Linked DNA regions of Homo sapiens: region 2 is linked to region 1. Evidence: chromatin loops called from intact Hi-C (ENCODE). Cell type or tissue: heart right ventricle. All regions are shown on one strand. Links, peaks and the distances in the headings refer to the core of each region. The heading gives the core; the rest is flanking DNA.

The links. A loop is a pair of places that touch in the nucleus more often than their neighbours do. Peaks named below come from ENCODE experiments on the same cell type or tissue, not always from the same donor. Only the 100,000 strongest peaks of a DNase experiment are listed, where the experiment ranks them.
Region 2: a loop joins it to region 1, with 2.0 times the contacts of the local background. A loop is called at or near these places in 22 of 110 quality-filtered maps.

The regions. Positions count from the first base shown.
Region 1 is chr5:55,531,000-55,543,762 of GRCh38, forward strand. It overlaps PLPP1 (phospholipid phosphatase 1), which reads right to left and starts at 3,965. Exons shown (of 6, transcript NM_003711.4): 1 at 3,573-3,965. The coding sequence starts at 3,630. It also overlaps the pseudogene RNF138P1. RefSeq lists a silencer at 3,548-4,187 and an enhancer at 4,418-4,487. In heart right ventricle, for the core only: a CTCF peak has its summit at 3,452; DNase peaks (open chromatin) are centred at 3,262 and 4,072; H3K4me3 peaks cover 4,561 bases; H3K27ac peaks cover 5,116 bases.
Region 2 is chr5:55,669,566-55,682,328 of GRCh38, forward strand. SLC38A9 (solute carrier family 38 member 9) reads right to left here. Exons shown (of 16, transcript NM_173514.4): 4 at 2,998-3,130; 5 at 193-314; 6 at 1-55. Among named protein-coding and RNA genes, the nearest start is that of SLC38A9, 36 kb to the right of the region's middle. In heart right ventricle, for the core only: no CTCF peak of the experiment used is centred there; no DNase peak of the experiment used is centred there; H3K27ac peaks cover 2,451 bases.

The DNA of each region.
Region 1 (12,763 bases), core at 1-8,000:
CTTTCATACCAGCCTACCACCATTCTCTGTAGAGCTTTTCTCATGCGCTCAGATAATGTATATGGCCTGTTCTATAGTCACAGAACCAGTCATAAAAAGAGCCAAAGACAGATGGCAAGACTATGTTCCATTTCAGAAAGGAATCAAATATACATTATCTCTCAAAATTCTCATTCTTTTTCCAAGAATTTACCATATCCACTTGAGGAACTAACACACAGGACTTCTCAAAATTCTCCTTCTTTTTCCAAGGATTTATCAGATCCACTTAAGGAACTAATAATTCAAACGTGTATATAGAGGAAGTCGTGTTTCACACTGATGATAAAGATGACATACGGACAGAAACATATACACACACATGCACACAGGCATGTTTAATGATCACTTCAACACACATCACCCACAGTAAAATTATAAAGTAGTTGTACAACAGGTTGACGTAACATCATCATATTAAAATGGCTATACTGTATGATGTTGAGGTGGTCATTAACAGAATCTGGAATGTATCCACATTATAATTATGAACCACTTTCACAAAACCCTGCACTTATGAAGTGCTTAATCATCTTTTTGTTCTAACAGTCAATTCTTACCTGTGGATTCCTCACAGAAAAAGGAAATTTATGCCAGGTTGAAAACTCTCTTGAAGCTACCATGATTTTAGGCTACCAATCTCCTGCTGTCAGTAAAATGAATACAAATCAAATTTAATATAACAGACTCCACCAGAAAGGCGCATTTGCTATATAACACGTGTCTTCCAAAAGTAAGCGTGAAAAGTTTTGTATCTCCTGCACCACTGGTCTCCTTCACTGCTGTTTGCAATGGACAGTTGATGTTGTTAAATGTAATGTAATCTTACATTTTTAAAAGTCAGTAAAATAGGTCACTTTCTATTTAGGAAAAGGGAATTCTGAGCTTATAGTGATAATATGCTGAATTACTTTAAAAGAAATGCCAGTAATACCAAAACATAATGTTGTAAATAGATTAAATGCCTTTTCCTAAAACAAGTCCTCAAAGCTTTCTCCAAAACCACCAAAAACACAATTTTATCTTATTGACAGCTATTGTACTCCTGCAACTGTCAGGTCAATGTAGCAATGAAATTAACCTTTATAGGATAATTATGTGATGTTTGTATCATGTTAAAACTACAGGCTACAACAACCCATAATTTATAAAATTGTACTGCATGTCAGTTCCTCCATTATATGTGATTTTTTTTTTAATTGCAGATCTACCATATGGCTTTGTGTTTAATACCATTAGCTTCAGCTACCTCAGAGCAGTATTATGTTTCAGCCATTCTAATCACTGTTTGGCCCATAGAAAAAAATTTATGTTGTTTTACAAATTGATCGAACTCCCACAGTAGGAAAAGACAAAGATGATATGTAATTCTGATAGTGCACAATATGTGGCAATGATAGGATAATATTCAATATATTAGAAATATATTTTTTTCTGATCGAACATTTTCCTCTCCTTTCACTAAAATATAAACAAAGTTTAACAAAGTTCCAATGACATCAAGTATAAGTTAAAATATATTTTTTAATGTAACATTTCTATGAAAGGTAATTTTTTGTTGCAAATAAATTTGAATATATTTAATTATTAATAAGTCCCGACATCTGAAAGGACTGTGTTTTTATAAAGACAGTGTTCAGTTGGGCGCGGTGGTTGACGCCTGTAATCCCAGCACTTTGGGAGGCCAAGGCGGGTGGATCACAAGGTCAAGAGTTCAAGGCCAGCCTGGCCAAGACGGTGAAACCCCGTCTCTACTAAAAATACGAAAGTTAGCCGGGCATGGTGGTATGTGCTTGTAATCCCAGCTACTCAGGAGGCTGAGGCAGAGAACTGCTTGAACCCGGGAAGCGGAGGTTGCAGTGAGCCAAGATCGCGCCACTGCACTCCAGCCTGGGCGACAGAGCAAGACCGTCTCCAAAAAAAAAAAAAAAAAGACAATGTGCCAAAATTGTGTTCCACTTTCCTAAACTTAATTCCTAAAACTCACTGTGGACCTAAACAGGAAGTGTCTTGGGAAACAACAAAGATGCTTCATATTAACAGGTAACAAAATGCAGTTTTAGGGCCCAGCGCTGTGGCTCACACCTGTAATCCCAACACTTTGGGAGGCTGAGACAGGCGGATCACCTGAGGTCAGGAGTTCGAGACCAGCCTGGCCAACATGGAGAAACCCTGTCTCTACTAAAAACAGAAAAATTAGCCAGGCATGGTGGCGGTGCCTGTAATCCCAGCTACTAGAGAGGCCAAGACAGGATAATCACTTGGACCCAGGCGGCAGAGGCTGCAGTGAGCCGAGATCCCGCCACTGCACTCCAGCCTGGGTGACAGAGAGAGACTGTATCCAAAAAAAAAAAAAAAAGATAACAAAATGGAATTTTTCCTTACAACAACAACAAAACCTGGTAACAGAATTTATAAGAATTCCACAAGATTGCAAGGGCCTAAATGACCCGGTTGGAAACTGGAGAGTGGAATAACTAGGAACTACTGGATTAAAACCGAGGGAATCTCCTGTCACTGAGAAACCATTACGCAGACTTCCATCCAGGTGGCTAAAGCCACAGATCTCCCACCCTGAGAACTTGCCAATACTACTACTATTCTGATTACTTCAACATGAGTAGGACTATCCAAACCTCCAGCAGCTCTTGCTTTGTTTTTGTTTATTCCATCATATATAAATAGTTCACAGCATAACTGCCTTATACAATACATAAAAAGTGAAAACTACTCCTTCCAACGCCCATCCCTTATCCAAATGATTCCAGTTCTTTCTCTTCAAAAGAAAGGAGTAACTGGCAACCAGAAGCCTCATAACTGAACTCTTCCAATCAGGAAGACAATGCGAAATCTGCTGCAGCCAAAGAATGTCTACTGCTCCTTGAGACACTGTCACAAGAGATGGAAAGCTACACCATGGCAAGGTCTGGGCAGACAAGGAAACAGGTCTGGGGTACCGCATCCTCCCCCACCCCCAAAACTTCTTTAGACCTATACGCAAAAACTTGGCGTGCTCATCCCTACTTGCAACCTGACAATTTACAACCTGGCACACCTTCTAATTAGGAACTAGTTCTAGCCTTTTATAGCCGAAATATTAAACTGCTTCTCACGATAAATCAGGCACTGGCGCCTGCTACTGAGAATCCCCTGTGCATCAAACCTCCAGTTTCACTACTGAGATGGGCCAGTGACCAGGCTCCTCTACCGTACAGAGGGGAGGAGCCCACCCTGCTCTGCTAGAGTGGAACTGCAAACAGAGGACAGGAGCAAGGTATGGAGCGCAGAGGCGTGAACAGCGTCCAAGCAGGGCTGGGCTCATCGCACCGGCGGGCGACAGACAGCGGCGGGCACGCGGGAGCCGGGGTGCAGGCTGCAAAGCGGGGTCCCTCGGCTGCAGAAGCCGCCCCCGTGTGTCGCCCCACAGCTGCGCACGCGTCAGGCAACACACCCCCGCTGCCCGTCGCGGCTCTGCGCTAAAGCCCTCCCGGGACAGCCGCACACGCCCCTCGGACCCGGCGGCGCGTACGTACCCAGCAACACGCAGAGCACATCGAGGGCCACGTACGGCAGCCGCGTCTTGTCAAACATGGTCTCTGCCCGGGCTGCCCGGCAAGGGCGATGGACTGAGCTGCGGGACGGCGGCCGAGGCCCTTGATTCTCGAGCCCGGGCCGGGGCTGGCGACGGCCCCGAGCTACGGCCCCTCCCAGCCGGAGGAGGAGAGCAGCCGAGGGCGGGCTGAGACCGGGCGGCGCTCCCACCGCCAGCAATGGCGCCCGGGGCCCTCCCCTCACAGCCCCCGCGAACACTCGGTTAGTGCCGAGGCGCTCGTGTGCCAGCCGCGGCAGCTCTGTAGCCTCAGGACCTCCTCAGCCGGCACGGCCTGCCCCGGTTGCTCCCCGTCCGGATCCCGGCGCTCTCTCCCACAGGCGGGGCGTCCAGACTCTCGCTTTAAGGATGGGGACCGGCAGGGAGGAGGAACGCGGGGTCCAGCCCCTCCCGCTGAGCAGCGCAGGACCGGGCAGCGCGCGGGTTCGCGGGCGGGGGGAGTGCAGCAGGGGCGGGGCCAGGGAAACCCCAGGCCGCGGCGGTCAGCCAATCAGCGCCGTCGGCCTCATCCCTCCCGACCTGCGGCATCCGCCCAGAAGTGCGGCTCTCGGCAGCCGGGCGGGGCGTGGGGGCGGCTCCCGTTCCGATCCAGGGGGCTTTGCTCTGGACCGCAATTGCTCAGGTGGTCTCCGAACTCGGCCTCGGTACCCCCACTAGGCATTGCTGCTTTCAGAGAGCTAGGCTCCCTACCCAACGATCCTAGAGCACCGGCTGCCTGCCACTCCCCACCCCTTCCATGGGGATGAGGTAATAAACAGGTCAGATTGTTACCACTGAGTTTAAGGGGGGAAAAGAGGTCAGAGTAGGCAGGAACAGAGACGCTCTCCTTTAGTTTGGTACCTCTGAGCCCTTTCTCACTTAGGCCTCAACGTTGACCTCCCTGTGTCCTGGCTGAGCCCAAATGTTAGCAAGAAGCATGCTAAATCATCCATCCTCGATACCTGATCACCGTTGAATTCTTGATATTTAATATCGGATTAGATTCCTTATATTACACCTTTGTTGTAGAAGCCCTTGACCTGCCTTTAGCCAGAATCCCTCTACCCTTGATGTCTCCTCTTAGTAATTTTCCATCCACCGTCACCTCCCTCACAGACACGGTGCCTGTTCCTTGGCTATAAATCCCCTGCTGTCTTTGCTGTATTCTGAGTTGAGCTCAATTTCTCTCTCCTGTTCCAATAGTCATGACCCTTATTGTAATAATCTTGAATAAATTATTCATGTGTTTGACAAGTGTCAGGATAATTTTCTTTAACAGCAGCAAGCACTCCCCCTGCCCCATACCCAGGAGGACCCTAGCCCACATTTAGTAATCTCAGTTTCCTAATATGTAAAATGGGGATTTTTTAAATAAATACCTAATACTCAGACATCACAAGTACTTTGAATTTATTGTGACCTTGCAATCTGAGGCCCTTGTAACTCTGGAAGTAAAGAAAGCCACATGATAAACAATGGCCCATCTTTCTCAGGTGTAAATTGCTTAAAGCTTTTACAGCTTTAAGCTGCCCAGTGTTCCAGTCTGGAGGAAGAAGTGAAACCCAGAAAAGATTATATGATAGTGGCTTTATCTAGAGTTAAACCGTCTACAGATGTTAATGATTGGTATATTTTCTCTTTAAATATGTAAAACACAAATCACAAAATGTGCCTACTACTTCTTCGACTTATCCTGCAAAGCACTCATAAAGCCAATGGAAAGATAACATTAAACAGAGTCTGGAGATACAGCCCCAAGTAAGCTCTCAAAAACAAAATATACATTTGAAGAAAGATGTTTTTCTTTAAAACGAATGCTAATGTTTTATTTTGCCTCTTGTTTAAATAGCCGTAAAAGCTTTAAGCAATTTACACCTGAGAAAGATGTGCCATTGTTTATCATGTAGCTTTCTTTACTTCCAGAGTTACAAGGGCCTCAGATTGCAAGGTCACAATAAATTCAAAGTACTTGTGATGTCTGAGTATTAGGTATTTATTCAAAAAACATTTGTTGAGCACCTATTGTGTTACAGTCTAGTCTCAGTGTCTTAAACAGCTTTTGAAATATTTACTTTTTAAAAGTAATTTTTAAAAACATTTACTTTTTAAAAATTTTTTATTTTTACTTTTTGTGGGTACATAATAGGTGTATATATTTTGGGGTAATGAGATGTTTTGATACACGTATGCAATGTGTAATAATTACATCATGGAAAATGAGGTATCCATCCTCTCAAGCATTTATCCTTTGTATTACAAACAATTCAATTATACTCTTTTAGTTATTTTAAAATGTACAATTTAATTATTAACTATAGTGACCCTGTTGTACTATCAAGTACTAGATCTTATTCTTTCTATTTAAAAAAAAAATTTACTCTTAAAGTGCGTTTTCAAAAATAAGCATTCAAAAAAACCTTACTGATTAGTGATTTTTTGTTTATTCACACATTCATTAATTCAACATTTATTGAGCCCCTAATGGATACCTGGTACACATCTGTGAAGAAGCTAAAATAAACAAGAGAAGTTCTCTGCCCACAAGGGGAATCCTGAGGCCCACTTAGAAAGCATGTGATTAGGGCTGGGCACGGTGGCTCACGCCTGTAATCCCAGCACTTTTGGAGGCCGAGGCGGGTGGATTACGAGGTCAAGAGATCGAGACCATCCTGGCCAACATGGTGAAACTCCGTCTCTACTAAAAATACAAAACTTAGCTGGGCATGGTGGCACGTGCCTGTAGTCCCAGCTACATGGAGGCTGAGGCAAGAGAATCGCTGGAATCCAGGAAGCGGAGGTTGCAGTGAGCCGGGATCATGCCACTGCACTCTAGCCAGCCTGGCAACAGAGCTAGACTCTGTCTCAAATAAATAAATAAATAAATAAATAAATAAATAAATAAATAAAATAGATTAATAAACCAAAGCCCATTAAAATGCATTGTCATTTCCTGTTATTTTAAATGGGACTTGTGCCATGTGCAGATTATAAGCAATTAATAAGGCCAGGCACGGTGGCTCACTCCTGTAATCCTAGCAATATTTGGGAGGCTGAGGCGGTCGGATCACTTGAGGTCAGGAGTTTGAAACCAGCCTGGCCAACATGATGAAACCCTGTCTCTATGAAAAATACCAAAAAGTAGGCTGGGCGCTGTGGCTCGCGCCTGTAATCCCAGCATTTTGGGAGGCCGAGGCAGGCAGATCACCTGAGGTGGGAGTTCGAGACCAGCCTGACCAACAAGAGAAACCCTGTCTCTAATAAAAATGCAAAGATTAGCCAGGCCTGGTGGCACATGACTGTAATCCCAGCTATTTGAGAGGCTGAGGCAGGAAAATCACTTGAACCCGGGAGGCAGAGGTTGCGGTAAGCCAAGATTGCGCCATTGCACTCCAGCCTGGGCAACAAGAGTGAAACTCCATCTCAAAAAAAAAAAAGAAAAATACAAAAAAGTTAGCCAGGCATGGTGGCAGGCACCTGTAATCCCAGCTACTCGGGAGGCTGAGGCAGGAGAATCGCTGGAACCCAGGAGGCGGAGGTTGCAGTGAGCCAAGATCGCACCACTGCATTCCAGCCTGGGTGACAGAGGGAGACTCTGTCTCAAAAAAAAAAAAAAAAACAATTAATAAGCCCTTATTTGTGGAAAGAATGACTATGACACATCATTTTGTTTTGGAATGGGGAGCTTTCATTCCTTTTTGGGGGAATTTTTTTGTTTGACTGTTTTGGTTTGTTGTCATAATTGAATTCTGGTGTGATCATTGGAATTGAGAATGAGTTAAATAACTTTGAAATGGTGATGAAAATAATTTAAAAAGGAAACACGAATTAAATGGTAACACCATTAATACCCCCGGGGGAGGGGGGCAGCTATGAGTGTGTCCCTGGACTGAACATGAAACCTCAGAAGCGAGAGCACTGACTCCATTTCTCTGGAGTTTGTGCATCCCAGAAAAAAATACTTTAAAAAAATAAAGAAAGAAACCTCAGAGGCTTGCATAAATGCTTAACAAAGTTTGTCCTTGGGCCAAACTTTTCTCCCTGTAATACAGGCATCAAACAAAAGCAAAGTAGGGTGGGCTTCCGAAGAACAGTCCTGAAGCTCCCTGAAGAAGAAAGAAGCTAATTTCCTCTCTTCTGTCATTACTAAACTTCTTGAAAAGGAATCTGCAATTTACATGCTGCATTTCCACTTTCTCTTTCGATACCTCTGCATGCTCAATTCTGTCCCCACTCCTCTACTTGCACTGCTCTTTAACATAATATTATTGGTAAGTCTCCCTCTCTCCATTCTAACAGCACTTACTGTCTCAGCAACTTATTTATTTCAAAAATTGTCTGCAAAGTAATAAGACTCAATTCCCTTAGGATATTTGTGTTTCCATGTGTTTATGTTCTTTCTCCCCAAATTGACTGAAGCAAATACAGTTTCTATTATACTCAAATAGCACTGTGAAACTAAAATAACTAAAAATGTCGATGTCTGGTTCCCCAGTACATGTGCTCCAAAAAGAAAATTTCACAGGATGGTGTATTTTAATCCTTTTTACACTTTTTGTCAAAGCCATTTGCTTCATACCTTATTAAAGTTTTTAATCGGCCGACCACGGTGGCTCAACGCCTGTAATCCCGATACTTTGGGAGGCCGAGGCGGGCCAAGATGGTGAAACCCCATCTCTACCAAAAATACAAAAATTAGCGGATGTGGTGGCACGCGCCTGTAATCCCAGCTACTTGGGAAGCTGAGGCAGGAGAATCACTTGAACTCGGGAGACGGAGGTTGCAGTGAGCCGAGGTGGTGCCACTGCACTCCAGCCTGGGCGACAAAGCGAGACTCCATCTCAAAAAATAAATAAATAAAAATAAAAATAAAATAAAAATTTTAATCATGTAATGTTTGATACATAAATATATAACATATAAATAAGTTATGAAAGGCCAGGCGTGGTGGCTCACGCCTGTAATCCCAGCACTGTGGGAGGCCGAGGCAGGCAGATCATTTGAGGTCAGGAGTTCGAGAGCAGCCTGAGCAACCTGGTGAAACCCCGTCTCTACTAAAAATACAAAAAAATTACCTGGGCATGGTGGCACATACCTGTAGTCCCAGTTACTGGGGAGGCTGAGGCAGGAGAATCGCTTGAACCGAGGAGGCAGAGGTTGCAATGAGCCAAGATCCTGCCACTGCACTCCAGACTGGGTGACAGAGCGAGACTCCGTCTCAAAAAAACAAATAAATAATAATAAGTTATGAGGCATAATAAAATGGGCAACTATGAATCTACAATTCTATTCAACTGAACACCTGGATCATTGCAGAATCTTTGAAAGCACCTGAATTCTATATTTACCTTTCCCTAGCTTTGTTTTTTCCATATCGTTTAACCACGTGCATATGTATCTCTAAAAATATATATTGTTTCACTTGCTTGTTTTTTAGCTTTTAAAAATATTATGCCATAGATTTAATCTTCTGCCCTTGATATTTTTTCACTCAATTATATTTCTTACATTCATTCATGCTGCTGCAATAGTAGGTCTGTCATATGAATACATCATTTTGTTCATTCTTCTGACAATAGTCATCGGGGTTTTCATTTATGCAAATAATGCTTGCTGCAGGCATTTGTGTACATGTCTCTTGTGTGGAATTACTAGCTGCATTTTGTAGTATGTCCACATTCAACTTCATGAGATAATCTCAGATTGTTTTACTAAATGGTTATACCATTTCATCCACACCCCCACTAGTGGTGGATGAAACTCCACATTCTCATCAATGCAATATTCTGAGACTTCTTAACTTTTGCTAATTTAGTAGGTATAAATGTGTATCTCAATGTAGCCTTAATTTGCATTTCCCTGGTCACTAATGTGGTTGGATGTCTTTCCCTAAATGTATTCACCAAAAATGTTTCCTCTTCTATTAACTGCCTGTTCATGTCTTTTGCCATTTTTCTGTTGTGTTTTCTATTTTTTTTTTTCATTTTTCTATTGTTTTCTATTGTATATCTTATTCTTATTTAATTGTGGAAGTTATTCATATGCTCTTCATAGTAATTCTTTGTGTGGTAAATTTTTTCTCCGAGTATGTGGCTTGTCATTTCACTTCCTTTATTAGCAGCTGTGTGATAGAGTTCTTGTAAATGTAATGTAAGCAGATATCTACTGGCAGGTTTCTTTAACGTTTTTGCTTTCCTGACCAAAGGAAAAGGCTGAATTCCCTTCCCTTCCTTTCTACCTTCTTTGAACATGGACCTGATATCTAGAGCTACAGCAGCCATCTTTTGATTATGAGGGACAGACCAAGAAATGCAGTGTCACTGGTCTTTATAATGTTGAGCTCTACTAAAAATAACCAGCAACTGGTTGCCTCCAGATTTCTTCTTATGTGAGAAAAAAATAATAATAATATGTTTAAGCCTAAAATATTCACAACAAATACAAGGCTCAAGAGAACTTTGATTGGTATTTCTGAGAAATTTCATGTCATTATTCTAAGAAAACCTTTTACTTGAACTAATTTAATTGAATTTCTGGTCCTTGAAACTTCAAAGCCCTGAATAAAACAATTTGAGTCAATAGAAAAGGGTGCTGAGGAAGAATAAACTTTGAAGATTGAGCAATGGTTAAAGCATAAAGGAGGCAAAACAAGTGGCTTTTTTGAAGTCTTTGAGTAGGAAAGGCTGTGAAACTCACATTGGGGATTAGCGGAAGATAAGATTGGTTCTAGAAGGTAGGTTATAACAATTTGTAACTAAAAAGTACAGCTGGGGTAAAGAAAAATCACTCAAAGTAGGTAGAGACATACTAACAACAGTCATTTAAAATAAGTACTCTGGTAGTGAAAAGAAGTCATAGTCTCTGCAGAGGACTCTAAATAAAGGTGAGTAAACTTTATCTTGCAAATCAGATTATCTAGATTCTGGTCTTTTTTCATGTATATATCCATTTTATTTCCTATCTTTCCTAAAGGTATTTATGGCTTCCAGTGCTTTTTCAGCTTTGCTACAGAGTATTAAGAGGAAAGTCTTCTGTTAACACTTGAGCCAATTCCCAAGTGTGAGGTGTTTAGTTACAATCTTTAGTGAAAACCCATGAAAAGGAGATGAGTGTGTATCTAGGATCTGATTTGGGGCCCTGTGGATGGGCAACCCAGCTCCAGAAAGATACTGTCCTTCCACCAATCTCTCCTTCCGTGTCAAGGTTGGAGGGCCTGGATTCTATGTTGTTGTTTTTTAGGAAGTCAGTGTTTTCTAAAAAAGGTTCTAGTAATGAGCAAATAAAAAAAATAGGTGCAATTGCCTAGCAAATGTCTGACATATGCTGACACACAATGCATGTTTTTTCAAAAACAAAGATTTCTGCGGATCCATATCCGTTGTTTCTGCTTCCCTACCACCCACTCAACCCACTACCTACCATGGTTCCTTAATCTACCAAAGAAACAGTGATGATTTGTCATGACTTGTTCTTAATAACTCCACACACACCTGGCCCTGGTGATCACCAGTTCCTTTCTGTAGGATGCTCACAAGTATTTCTTTTTTTCTTTTTCTTTATCTTTTTTTTTTTTTTTTTTTGACGGAGTCTCACTATGTCACCCAGGCTGGAGTGCAGTGGCGTGATCTCTGCTCACTGCAACCTCTGCCTCCCGGGTTCAAGCGATTCTCTTGCCTCAGCCTCCCGAGTAGCTGGGACTACAGGTGCCTGCCACCATGGCTGGCTAATTTTTGTATTTTTAGTAGAGGTGGGGTTTCACCAAATTGGCCAGGCTGGTCTCGAACTCCTGACCTTGTGATCTGCCACCTTGGCCTCCCAAAGTGCTGGGATTACAGGTGTGGGCCACCACGCCTGGCCCACAAATATCTCTTTTAACAATCTCTTTAAAAATCTATCACCAGAAATATGTAAATTAATTACCTATAAAGTATCTATAATCTTAAAGACATCACATATTTTTTTTTAAAATCTTGGACAGGCTGGGTACAGTGGCATATACCTCTAGCCCCAGCTACTCAGGAGGCTGAGGTGGGAGGATCACTTGAGCCTAGGAGTTCAAGTCCAGCCTACACAAATAGTGAGACCCTGTCTCTTAAAAAATAAAAATAGGCTAGGCATAGTGGCTCATGCCTGTAATCCCAGCACTTTTGGATGTCGAGGCAGGTGGATTTCTTGAGCCCAGGTGTTCAACACTAGCCCTGGCAACACTGCAAGACCCCTTCTCTAAAAAATTTTCAAAAAAATTAGCTGGGCACAGTGGCATATGCCTGTAGTCCCAGCTACTCAGGAGGCTGAGGTGGGAGGATCACTTAAGCCCAGGAAATAAGGCTGTAGTGACCCATGATAGCACCACTGCCCTCCAGCCTGGGCCACAGAGCGAGACTCCATCTCAAATAAAAATTAAAATTACAAATCTTAGGTAGGATTGCCATGTAGTTATTGGCCTCCAGTCAGAATACACCTGCTCCACCTGTTTTAGAAATCATAATAAAATTTGCCCTTCTTCCATCTTGCAATTCCTCTTCTGCTTACAACCCCATTTGTGCTCTTCTGACATTGCACTTGCCCTTCTCCTAGCACTCATTCTTGGGTTGATCTTTGTGGTTAATGGATCTTCTTTTTTTTTTTTTTTTTTTTTTTTTTTTTGAGATGGAGTCTCGCTCTTGTTGCCCAGGCTGGAGTGCAATGGCACGATCTCGGCTCACTGCAACCTCTGCCTCCCAGGTTCAAGCGATTCTCCTGCCTCAGCCTCCCAAGTAGCTGGGATTACAGGTGCCCACCACCACACCCGGCTAATTTTTGTATTTTTAGTAGAGAGGGGGTTTCGCCATGTTGGCCAGGCTGGTCTCAAACTCCTGACCTCAGGTGATCCACCTGCCTGGGCCTCCCAAAGTGCTGGGATTACAGGGGTGAGCCACCGCACCCGGCAAGTTAATGGATCTTCTTAAGTGAGGGGAGCAGGCCTTCCTAGTTCTGAGAGTGTACTTGGCAAAATGAAGGCACATGCAGTTAAAAAAAAAAAAGTACTGGAATAAATGAATGAATGAGAAAAAGAAAAGTAAAGCAAGAGTTCAGGAAAGAGGCAAGCTGTGCCCCCCTCCCACCTCCTTTTTGTTGTTGTTATTAGCTCTTTTCCCC
Region 2 (12,763 bases), core at 2,001-10,000, 140 kb after region 1:
GCCCCAAGGAATGCTTAGTATAGATGTTCCCATCATGGTATTCCAAATCATAAAACTGAAAACACAGAGTAATAGCAGTAAAAAAATGGAGTTTCACTCTTCAAACATTTTAATTGAGACAAAAATTTAAAAAACCAGTAATTTTCATCCATATACAGTTTAAGTCATGCTCCAAAAAGCAGTTTCACTCACATGGTTACTAAACTGGTGTTTTTACCGTATCCTTCAGTGTAACTTTGAAGTTTATAAGCAGAGCCCAATGGACTATACACATAGCACTCTTCTGGAGCTGGAACTACATGGTCTGGGGCAATCTGGTAAAAAGGAAACATAGATAAATTTCAGAACCAGGAAATGCAAAATAGGATATTTGTTACACATCAGAACACCTGACTCTAGACACCTTTTTTTTTCTTTTGAACGGAGTCTCGCCCTGTCGCCCAGGCTGGAGTGCAGTGACGCGATCTCGGCTCACTGCAAGCGCCGCCTCCTGGGTTCACGCCATTCTCCTGCCTCAGCCTCCCGAGTAGCTGGGACTACAGGTGCCCACCACCACGCCTGGCTAATTTTTTGTATTTTTTTGTAGAGACGGGGTTTCACCATGTTAGCCAGGATGGTCTCGATCTCCTGACCATGTCATGATCCACCCGCCTCGGCCTCCCAAAGTGCTGGGATTACAGGCGTAAGCCACCACGCCTGGCCCTCTAGACACATTTTAACTATCATAAACAAGTACTATGAATCTCTGATTAGTGAATTAAAAAATGACTTTTCAAATATAGAAAAACTAACTAAAAAAGCAAGTTTTAAAAACCCAAAATAATTTTGGAATTTTCAGAAAACGAGTGTGGATGCAAGTACTATGCATCCCTGATTAGTGAATTTAAAAATTATTTTTCAAATATAGAAAATCTAACTAAAAAAGCAAGAGTTTAAAAATCCAAAATAGTTTTGGGATTTTCAGAAAACGAGTGTGGATGTATACACACATTCATTAAGAATGGTTATATCATTGTCAATTTTACATCACTGTTTATATATTTTGACTTCCTAGACTCATCTCAGTGTCAGTTAACAAATGGCATTCAACTTTGGTGCACATGCTGACTCTATTTCCAGGCAAACAATATACATGCAGGTATAAACTTGCTCATCTGGGATCTTGGAGGTTTGTTTCCAAGAGCAGAGCCTCTAGAAGGTCTCAACTAGACCCAGAGATACAGGATTATCTCTACTCCTCCAAGGGCTTAAGTAATTCCATTATGGAACTAAGACTTCGCCACAACTACTGATGTCAAGGCCTAAGGGGAAAAAGCCGAAAAAAAAATTGGGAAAAAAATTATCCTACCCAGAACATTTTGGAAATCCCTATTTTGGCCATACAAGAGGAAATCTTAATATTTATTTCACATAGCTATTGTTTAGGCTTAAATGAGATAGCTACATTCCAGTGATGCCCAATCACTGGTCCTTATTAAATGTTAATGAATGTTGGTTCTCTTCTTTTTATTAATAATACTAATTTCAAAATCCTGTTTTCTCCCAGAATGTTCTTATTTTCAGTTAAACTTGCAAGTTTCTGACTATCTCATATGCGGTAGTTTTTATAAACTACCAAATTACTTATATATATTTTTTATCCTAAAATAGTAATAGAGATTTTTAGAAGATCAAGGGTCAACAAACTCCGGCCCATAGGCCAAATCTGGTTTCAACCTGATTATTATACAGCCTCTTTCCTGAGAATGGTTTTTATAATTTTATAAATTTTATAATTTATAATTTTGATGATCATAAACAAAATGAAGAATATCATGTGACCTCAAAGTCTAAGACATTTAGTATCTGGCTCTTTGACTCCTGGTTTTGATCAATAAAAGAATAATGCTAAATAAGAAACTACTATATTTATGTGTACATATTTCAGTTTCCCATTCTTCTTTTTTTTTTTTTTTAAGAGATGGGGTCACATGGCCGGGCACAGTGGCTCACGCCTGTAATCCCAGCACTTTGGGAGCACAGTGGCTCACGCCTGTAATCCCAGCACCTCAGGGTGGGTGGGTCACGAGGTCAGGAGTTCAAGACCAGCCTGGCCAACATGGTGAAACCGTGTCTCTACTCAAAATACAAAAATGAGCCAGGTGTGGTGGCGCACACCTGTAACCCCAGCTACTCAGGAGGCTGAGGCAGGAGAATGGCTGGAACCCAGGAGGCAGAGGTTGTGGTGAGCCGAGATTGCGCCACTGCACTCCAGCCTGGGTGATAGAGCGACACTCCATCTCAAAAAAAAAGAGATGGGTCACACTCTTTTGCTCAGTCTGGGTGGGATGCAGTGGCACAATCACAGCTCACTGCATCCTCAAGGGATCCATCCTGGGCTCAAGGGATCCTCCTGTCTCAGCCTCTCAAGTAGCTGGAACTATAGGTGCGAGCCATCATGCTTGGCTAATTAAAAAAATTTTTTTTTGTAGAGACAGGGTTTCACCATCTTCTCCAGGCTGGTCTTGAACCCCTGGGCTCAAGTGATCCTCTTGCCTTGGCCTCCCAAAATGCTGAGATTACAGGAGTGAGTCACTGTGCTTGGCCAGTTTCCCATTCTTGTAGAAAATTTCTAAAAAAATATTTCCCTTACAGCTTCAAAGTTAAAATTGTCCACACTAAGCAGAACATGTTATTATTTGCTATTAGTCAATGGCCTAACTTGCCATTTCAAAAGTAATTTATCCTCCTCAGAGATTTGGGGAATGGGGATCAGGAGAATTTAATCCAAAAAAATCTCCAGGTTGTTGTCAACATAGAAACATTGTTTCAAATTTAGATAAGAATGAACTGGCCTGAGATGTAGGATGTGTGTTAATTACTATCTTTGACTTTGCATGATGCTGTCCTTGAAATACAGTCAGAAAGAAGTTCAATCACTGGGAGGTGCCCTGGCTTATATTGTTCACTGTTCATTTCAACTGAATTTTAGACTATTAGTAATGTTTTGTCTCTTACCAGTGCCTTGTCTGCAGGAGTGGTGAGCCGGCTGTAGTAATGAATTCTCTTGTTCATGGCAGAGGCATGGTCACTAACCCTCTGAATGACATGATTCACATTCACGATGTTTGTGGGCTCTATACAGAAAGGCCTACAAAGGGAATATACACTTGACAAAAAGTGTTCAGCCAAAAATTCTGGAAGTCAGCCTTTGAAGAAAATAACTTCTTATCCTCCATTAGTAATGGGATGCACAAAGGCAAGGCATTGACTTCTCACTTTTGGTGCAAACAGAAAATGTTACAAAAGAAGTATTATCCTATCCACAGAATAAAGCTTTTGTCTCATAACACTTTTACTTTAAGCACACTTTTTTTGTAATCTTCAGGAATTTAGCAACCGAGAAGACAAAACAGAAAGAACTTAAAACAGTTATTAAAAAGAAATACAGCAGCTATCAATTTCCAACAATGAAACTTAAGACAGCTTTGAATAGTCTCTCAAAAAAGCTTTTGGCACTAAATCAGAGAAATTATGGACTAAAATGTCCCTCTCCTGAAGAGTCTCTACTCCTTCCTTATGGGCCCAAGTTATTTCCTATGATAAACAGAATTCTTATTCCTTGGTTCATGTATTAAGGATTAGTGACCTCAACTATCAGATCCCTTATGAGACTTATCCAACTCAGTATAAAATGGAACATCATGACAATGGAGATATTTTGCCTCATTCTACTTTTTGCGGATTTTAGTAACATACCCTTTTATTTATATACATGCTTCCTTTCCACGTCTGCATCCTAATCAACTGCAGATTTTGGTGTTCAATCATCCTTTTCAGTCATCAACCTCTTCAGTTCCTTTCTGAAACTCCCTCATTTTCTTCTGAAGTTTCCAGTAATATACTATCCAAAATGAAAAGACCAGGCAGAGTTTTATCAAAAGACTGTATCCCTCTGCTGATTCTTAGGCTCCTTGAAATCATAAGTGACACTGTGCCCCAAATTGCACATAATTTGCCATTTCAGGCACAGATCCAAAGAAAGAAGAAAAAAAATCCAGATTTATCATTGGTTCCACTAACTCCTCTATACTTATGGTTCTGAAAGGAACTTAAAATGTAGTAACATATGGTAACCATTTCTGGAGATACTGTTAATCTAATCTTTTTTTTTTTTTTTTTTTTGAGACAGAGTCTCACTCTATCGCCTAGGCTGGAGTGCAGTGGTGCGATCTCGGCTCACTGCAACCTCCACCTCCTGAGTTCAAGCAATTTTCTGGCCTCAGCCTCCAGAGTAGCTGGGACTACAGGTGTGCACCACCATGCCTGACTAATTTTTGTATTTTTAGTAGAGACAGGATTTCACCATGTTGGCCAGGCTGGTCTCCAACTCCTGACCTCAGGTGATCCACCTGCCTTGGCCTCCCAAAGAGTTGGGATTACAGGCATAAGCTACCTCACCCAGCCGTTAATCTAATCTTGTGGGAAGTACTTGAAAAGCCAAGTGACTGAACATTTAATTTCTGCTATTTTTCTTATTAATTCTGTGATATTTGAGAAATGGTAGCAGAGGTGTTAAACTTAGTTTTATCTCTCTAGTTAGCATACAGAATCTTTGAATCTTTTACTATTTGTTCTCTACCGCAAAACCTAAATATGCTGGGTACTATATAGGTCAACTCAATGAATATGTAAATAGAGCACTTATAGAGCAAATATGTGGATATAGGGATCAATATGACATATTATATATACTAGTGCTGTGGTTTGAATATGTCCCCCAAAGTTTATGTGTTGGAAGAAAATCTCCAATTCAACAGTCCCAACAGTGGGACCTTTAAGAGGTGATTAGGTCATGAGGGCTCTGAGTTCACAAACAGATTAATGACGTTATCTTGGGAGCAGGTTAATATCATAGGAGTGGGATCCTGGTAAAAGAATGAGTTCAGTTCCCTTCCTTTCCCCTACCCTCTCTCACGTACTCTTTGGCCCTTCCACAATGTTGTGATAAGCAAGAAGTCCCTCCCTACATGTGGGCCCTTTGACCTTGGACTTCCCAGTCTCCACAACTATAAGAAATAAATCTCTGTTCTTTTAAAATTACCCAGTCTCAGGTATTCTGTTACAGCAGAATAAAAGGAACTAAGACAATAAGCATATTATTGTTAAGTGAATTAAGTGGTGTCAATATATTTCAAAGGGATATAATAAAAATGAATGGATCAGAAGCTGAAAAAGCAATCCCTACTTGTAAATTTGGTAGTCTGCTGTAACTACCAATTATCCCAAAGCATTATGATGTCCAATATAATTTGCATCTCCACTATGACACTCAGTGGTACTAAAAAGCAACATAAAAATATTTATGTCTGGCAGATGGTTTAATTATACCTGGGGTCACACTCTATAGTGCATTCTCTTTTTGCTTTGCAAAAATGATGCCCTACAAAATTCAAGAAAGAATGATAGCTTTAATACCAACATAAGGCAAAGATTGAAGCTAGTCATGGATTACCAAAAGAGACTGATAAATATCATACTGATAGAAAGAGATGTAGATGTTCTACTGCTAGCCTTTTACTTTAAAAATTCAATATTATTGGTTCCAACCACTAAGTTGGTTTGAGGCCTGCTTGCTGAAAAGCAGTCAGGAAGTGCTAAATTTCTTGGCTCCTGGTTTCTTACAGAAGTGTTAACTGTACCAGTTTAGTTGGCTTGACTACTCTGAGGGCAGAATGACTCTGAAAGTTTTTCTTTTCCAACAGTTTTCATCGAGATGCTGAGTGCCTGTTCAAACAAATATTTTGGAATCTTTTCAAAACAGATTCTCTTCAAAAAATATACAACTCAGCATATTTAACTGAATTATTAGAAACATATGCTTAAAGCTTCATTTGAGAAGAAAAAATATAACTATATTTTTAAATTGAACTTTAGTTGGATCTGAAAACACTTTTAAAATTAAACAATACTATACAGAGAACAATATTCAGAATAAGACTTTTGAAACTTGGGCTTTCTTTTTTTGAACATAGTTTCACATTACTGCTCCCTATCAATGTTACTTCTCATTTGAAATGTAGTTCAGCTGTGCCACACTAAAAATAAATAAGTCATATTTGTCTTACCTTATAAATATTTATGGTCATGCCACAGAAAAAATGCTTTTAATATTAAGCAAAATGTACAAAATATTTTAAAATATGAGTCAAACCTCATATTTTCATTTAATACATGTATAAACAGAGAAACCTTATTTCTACCTAACACCTTTTCTAGGTTCCACTCCTTAAATTCCTTAAAAATTTTTGGCTTATACATCTGTCTCCACCCTCCTACTGACCAGTTATGCTTCTCTGAAATTTAATAACAATGCCATCACTCTTAAGAAGGTCTGTACCCCAAATAAGGTACAAAACCAGGTACAACTGAATTCAGTATTTAGGGATATACAGACAATAAAACTATTATAAAGCGTAGGGAAATTATTATACAAAGTCAAGATAGTGGTCATCCCTAGGGAGGATGGAGGATGTGTTTGGTGAAGGACACATGGAGAACTTTTAGGTTACTGCTGTGTTTTGACCTTATGTTGCTTGGATGGGTGTTGGCTTTATTATTCTTTCTTTCTTACTTTCTTTTTGAGACAGGATTTTACTCTATTGCCTAGGCCAGAGTGCAGTGGCATTAACATGGCTTACTGCAGCCTCAGCCATCTGGGCTCAAGCAACTTTCCTGCCTCAGTCTCAGCCTCCCAAGTATCTGGGACCACAGGCGTACACCACCATGCCCGTCTAATTAAAAAAAATTTTTTTATAGAGACAGGGTCTCGCCATATTGCCCAGGCTGGTCTCAAACTTCTGGCACAAGCAATCCTCCTGTCTTGGCCTCCCAAAGTGTTGGGATTAAAGGCAAGAGTCACCATACTGGCCTATAAATTTCTTAAATTGTACATATACAATGCACTTCTTTGTACATGTGATATACCAAAGATAAGCCTTTAAAAATAGATTTTAAGTGGACACATCCTTTCAAAATTTAGTAGAGAGACTCAAAAATATTTTGTATCATACAGAAATGTATTGGTTATGTTGTGGCAAACTTAAACAAGCTACCTATTTTTCTTCTACAAGAAACAACTGCTCCGAATTTGAAGACTTTTTCTACGACGACACATAGGTGTCAATAGTATGCTACGTAGGTACACAGCAGATATTAAAAACAAAAACAACCCCATCCCACATACTTAATTTATCTCCCTTCAAGATAAAGATGGTATTTTAATCGTCTGAGAAAGTAGTTGCTTTAAAAAAAAAACATGTTACACAAAGAACATTCTGATAATAAATGTTTAGAAATGTTTCCATTGTTAGATGGTTTTATTGCTGAACATGTCTGTCACCAATAAAAACTCCCATCTGCAATTTCACACACATGGATTCAAAATTTTCTAAGATTTAAAAACTTCCAAATGAAGAATTTAAATGGTCTTTGAACCTGACATTAAACATGACAGAAAAATCAAAGTAATAATTATAATTCTAAAGCAAATTGCACTACCAGTGTCTAGGTATTTACTCCATGTAATGCAAGTATTAATACTAATATTTTAATTGAAAAGTGTGCAGAAGTGTAACAATGTTTAGAAATCAGTGAAATTAAATACTCAACATACTTCAAATGTGGAAATTTACAAACATTATAAAGTATCAAATAAAACATTAATATATAAAACATAAACATTAAAAAATAAAAACATAAACATTAAACAGTTATGATTCTAACGTAAAGTATTCAATATGACTGTATGCAATGCTTCTTTACCCTTTGTAAACTTCCACCCAGTGTGTCTTTCAAAATGACACCTCTCAAGTAATCAGTCCAGAAAGACTTCAGGACCTTCCTAAAGTGTTTAGTACTCCTCCAATGGAACTTTCAGACCAGCTAGGCAGCTCCTTCACTCTGTACAGAAGCTACTGAATTGTAGGTCTTTTTTTGTTTGTTTGTTTTGAGATAGGGTTCCATTGTGTCGCCCAGGCTAGAGTACCGTGGTGCGCTGATAGCTCGCAGCAGCAACAAGAGGCTCAAGTGATCCTCTTGCCTCAGCCTCCCAAGAAGCTAGGACTCCAGGTGTGCACCACCGTGCCCAGCTAATTAAAAAAAAAAATTTTTTTTTTTTTGGTAGAGATGGGGCTGTTATGTTGCCCAGGCTGATCTCAACTGATCCTCCTGCCTCTGTCTCCCAAAATGCTGGAATTACAGGTGTGAGCCAACATGCCTGCCCAAGAATTGTTCTGTCTATCAACTCTTCTCCTTCCCCCAACAGAGAAACTTGCCACCTTCTGAGGGGTCCCTCTAAATCAATACTTTTTTTTTCTTTATTGTGTGTGTGTGTGTGTGTGTGTGTGTGTGTGTGTGTAGTGTGTTGGGAGGGAGGGTAGTGGCTGGAACAATTGGGTGGTAAAGTAGAGCTAGGAGGGTGTCAGAAATGAAGGGGAAGGCAGAAAAGTAGAAGAGAGGAGAGCTTAGGGGACAGGCTAGAGAGAAAAACTCAGACTAGACAGAAAACCACAAAAGGTGAACAAGGTTACTGGTTTTTTTTTCTTTTTTTGAGACAGTCTTGTTCTGTCTTGCCCAGGATGGAGAGCAGTGGCACAATCTCAGCTCACTGCAGCCTCCACCTCCCGGGTTCAAGCAATTCTCCTGTCTCAGTCTCCTGAGTAGCTGGGACTATAGGCATGTGCCACCACACCCAGCTAATTTTGTATTTTTAGTAGAGACAAGGTTTCACTATGTTGGCCAGGCTGATCTCGAGCTCCTGACCTCAGGTGTGCCACCCGCCTTCACCTCCCAAAGTGCTGGGATTACAGGCATGAGCCACTGTGCCCAGCCAATTACTGGTTGTTTCTAAATTAACAGTATTAAATCAATGAAAACACTAGTATTTTGAGCTTAAAAAATAGCATGGAATACTAAATATACAAACTAGTACTGCAATCACTAAATGTAAGAATTGAATGATATTATGGAGGATGAAAATTCATCATGCAAATTTCAACAAAAAACATCACATGTAATTGTTGGATAAGACTGAAATGAACTTTTTTTTTTTTTTTTTTTTTTTTTTTTTGAGACAGGGTCTTGCTCTGTCACCCAGGTTGGAGTGTAGTGGCGGTATGATCATTGGCTCACTATTACCTTGAACTCCTGGGCTCAAGTAATCCTCCTGCCTCAGCCTCCCGAGTAGCTGGGACTACAGGCATGTGCCACATGCCTGATTAATTTTTTTAATTTTTTGTAGAGATGAGGTCTTGCTATATTGCCCAGGTTGGTCTTAACTCCTGGCCTCAAGTAATCCTCCTACCTTGGCCTCCCAAAATGTTGAGATTACAGGCATGAGCCACTGTGCCTGGCCTGGAGTAAACTTTGAATCAGTTTAAATTACTGTGTGACAAACTATTAAATAATAAAGACTATTACAATGTTAAAGTGAAAACAAAAAATTGACTATACTGCCAATAAATCAAATTTAAAGTTAATTTTATCAAGATTATGTCTTTCTAATAATTAAAAATTTCTATTATGTTTTATAGAGTATATAATATGTAAGTATAGAAGTATATGTACATAATTTGCAAATGAATATGTGCATGCACACACACATAAGCAGTCTCATTTTTTTAAGATTGTTATTTTTTTTTTAACTAAGTGGCATGGTGAAAAAGCTTTTGAAGAAAGTAAATGTTAATAAACACTTGGTTGAAGATTATGAGTTCTCTGTTTTAGAATTCCAAACTGTTACTTAGCTGAAAGAAAACAACTTCATCAACAACATATAGACAAAGAACTTGACCTGAAAATTAATTCTCCGGCCCATGTATTTTATTACAGATTCTGCTGAGAATAAATTTCAAAATTCTTTTCAATGCAATTTATGTTCTTAAATTTTGGTTTTAAAAAAATCCATTAATTTTTAAAAATTCTACTATGCTGAGAATCTCTTATTTCTATGTCTACAAAATGATCAGTAAAAGAAATGCAAGTTTTTAGTTTTTTGTTTTTTTTTTAATAGCAGCAACACTGGAATGAGGCTTAAAGAATTATATAAACAACAGAAACATTTTAACCAAGTTAAGATGCTTCCATTTTTCTCTAGGTTGATGTAAACAGTAACACCACCACCACCACTGCAACCACTCCATTCCATCTACTATCTAGAAAGAGCAGTTCCAAATGGGAAATGGTGAGTGACATTCCACAAAGGAAAATTAGGAATGTGGAAAAAATTCCCAAGTGGGAAAGTTTTCCAAGCAGCTTCTCCTTTTATCCACTTTATTAGGATGTCAAAATAAATCGCAAATTGTCTCAATCTACTTAAGTGCAATAAGTTAAGAGTATTATTAACTTAATATTTTGAAATAAAGAGCATGTCTTAATTATAAATAAAGAGTAACTGCAATGCCATGCCAGTTATTACTCTCCTCCTTACACAAACCCACCAGAACAATTTCTGGAAAATTAATAAAATTTCCAGTTTCATAACCCAATTCCCCATGGGGGAAATAAAAGTGGGGAATAAGAAAAATGCCAGGCTAGCATTTTAACTAAAATTTCCTATCCTTAAAAACTAGAAAGACAATGAAAGACAGTAAAGGTTTCAGTGTATATATCTATATATATATAGAGAGAGAGAGATACATTTTATTTTTAATACTGTACATAGATGTGATGCAAACGAAACACATCTACTCCTTAAACAGATCACCAAAGAAAAATAGACTCTTTCTTGTTCCTTTCCCATATCTTAATGCTATAGTTTGAGTGTGTTCCCTCCAAAATTAAGGCATTGCCAATGTGATGATATTAAGAGGTGGAGCCTTTAGGAGGTGATTAGGCCGGGAGGGGTCCCCCCTCATTAAGGCCCTTACAAAAGAGGCTTAGCATAGCATTTGGCTAGCTTGTTCTTCAGCTCTTCTGACATGGATGACACAGCAACAAGGCCCGTGTCAGATCAAATGCCAGTGCCTTGATCTCAGACTTCTCAGCTTCCAGATTGTGAGAAATAAATTTCTGTTCTTTATAAATTATCCAGTCTCAAGTATTCCTTACACAGCACCAAATGGACAAGGCACTTAAGGAAAGGATTCTATACATCAAGCCTTAGAAATCCTCATCATAGCTCTCAAGAAAGGCAGACAGACAAAGAGAAATTCTGCTTTACCACTGGAAAGACACTGTCAACAAATGGTTTACACAAACTGGTCATTCAAAAGATGATGGCTGTATTTTCAATCCAGATGGCAAATATTGTAGTAGCCTGATCAGAATCTATTGCTAGTCGCATTCTGCAGATCAATCCCAGAATAACAGAACAGATAAAGGCAACAGCTCAAAGTGAAACCTGCCCTGCCAACTGGCTCCTATCAACTAATTTTTATCCATAGGAAAGTTTTACAAACTAAATATGAGATATTTTAGGAAAAAAAGAAAAAAGTAGTGCTAGAAAGTATATGCTGAAATAAGAACTGTCACACATTGCTAGTAGAAGTATAAGTTGGCACAATCTTTCTAGAAAGCAATTTGCAATATATATTACGAACCTTAATTCTGTTCATACCCTTCATTATAATACTTATATCTTTGAGACTCTGTTAGAAAGAAATCAAAATATGATATAAAAATTATGCAGAAAGCTGCTAATAACCGCATTTAAAATAATTAAAAATGTAAACATTTTAATATTAAAACACTCTTAAATTATGTATATTTAAATTTAAGATGATATTTAGAAAGAATTCCTAATATGGAAGAGTGCTTGTAAAACAAATTTCTTCTTTTGGCATTTCAGTGAGTCTTAAGGACAATTTTTATCATACCACTTTTTACTACTGTTTGAAAGCCAGTACTTTCCCCTTATCTATCATTCTTAGCTTCAGTCTCTACCCCTATGGTTTATGGCAGTTAAAATCTTTGGATGACCTTGCCAAAGGACTGCAGGTTTGCTTCAGGGTTTAGGAGAGGCTGGAGACTGTTTTGCTGTTTTGTTGTCCAAAGAGCCATTTTGATCAGAACATTTTTTATTAGAACTGTGGGGGTAGACTGAAATTAAGGTGAACGAGCCTGACCTTTTTATTAACTTCCTCAGAAACAAGGCAAGAGGTATCCCTATGGGTGTCACAGCAGTACGAAGTACAAGTCCCTATGGTTGCTGACATTAGAGTCCTTCTGTGCAGACCAGGGGTCGGTACACTATGGCCTGATAAAACAAATCCAAGCCCATGTCCTGTTTTCATAAATGTCCTGTTTTTGTAAATAAAATTTTTACTGGAACACAGCCAGGCCCATGCACTTATGTTTTGTCTATGGCTACTCCCACTCCACAACGGCAAAGTTGAGTCCGTATGCCCACAAAGCCTAAAGTATTTACTAACGTGTCCTTTATAGAAAAAAATTTACCAACTCTTGTCCTAGACCATCTTAAGGCCCCCTTAAGGACTCAGATGTGGAAAAGAGTCTTCCACTCTCCTCCTTGACGGGCAAAGGAGATGAATGAGGGAGGAGCCTACATGCCCTTAACAGATCCATGCCAGGGAGCATCTGAATAGGTTTTTCCTTCAGGAAAATAGGTAATATTTATAACCAGATGTCCCTAGGTGTCATTAGGCTTAATCCCTTGCAAAATTTACCTCTCACATTTAAAAACAAAAGCCAAACAAAAAATCCTCAACCTCAGCCAAAACAACTACAATAAATGTTCTTGCACAGAGCAGCACCTGCACAGAAA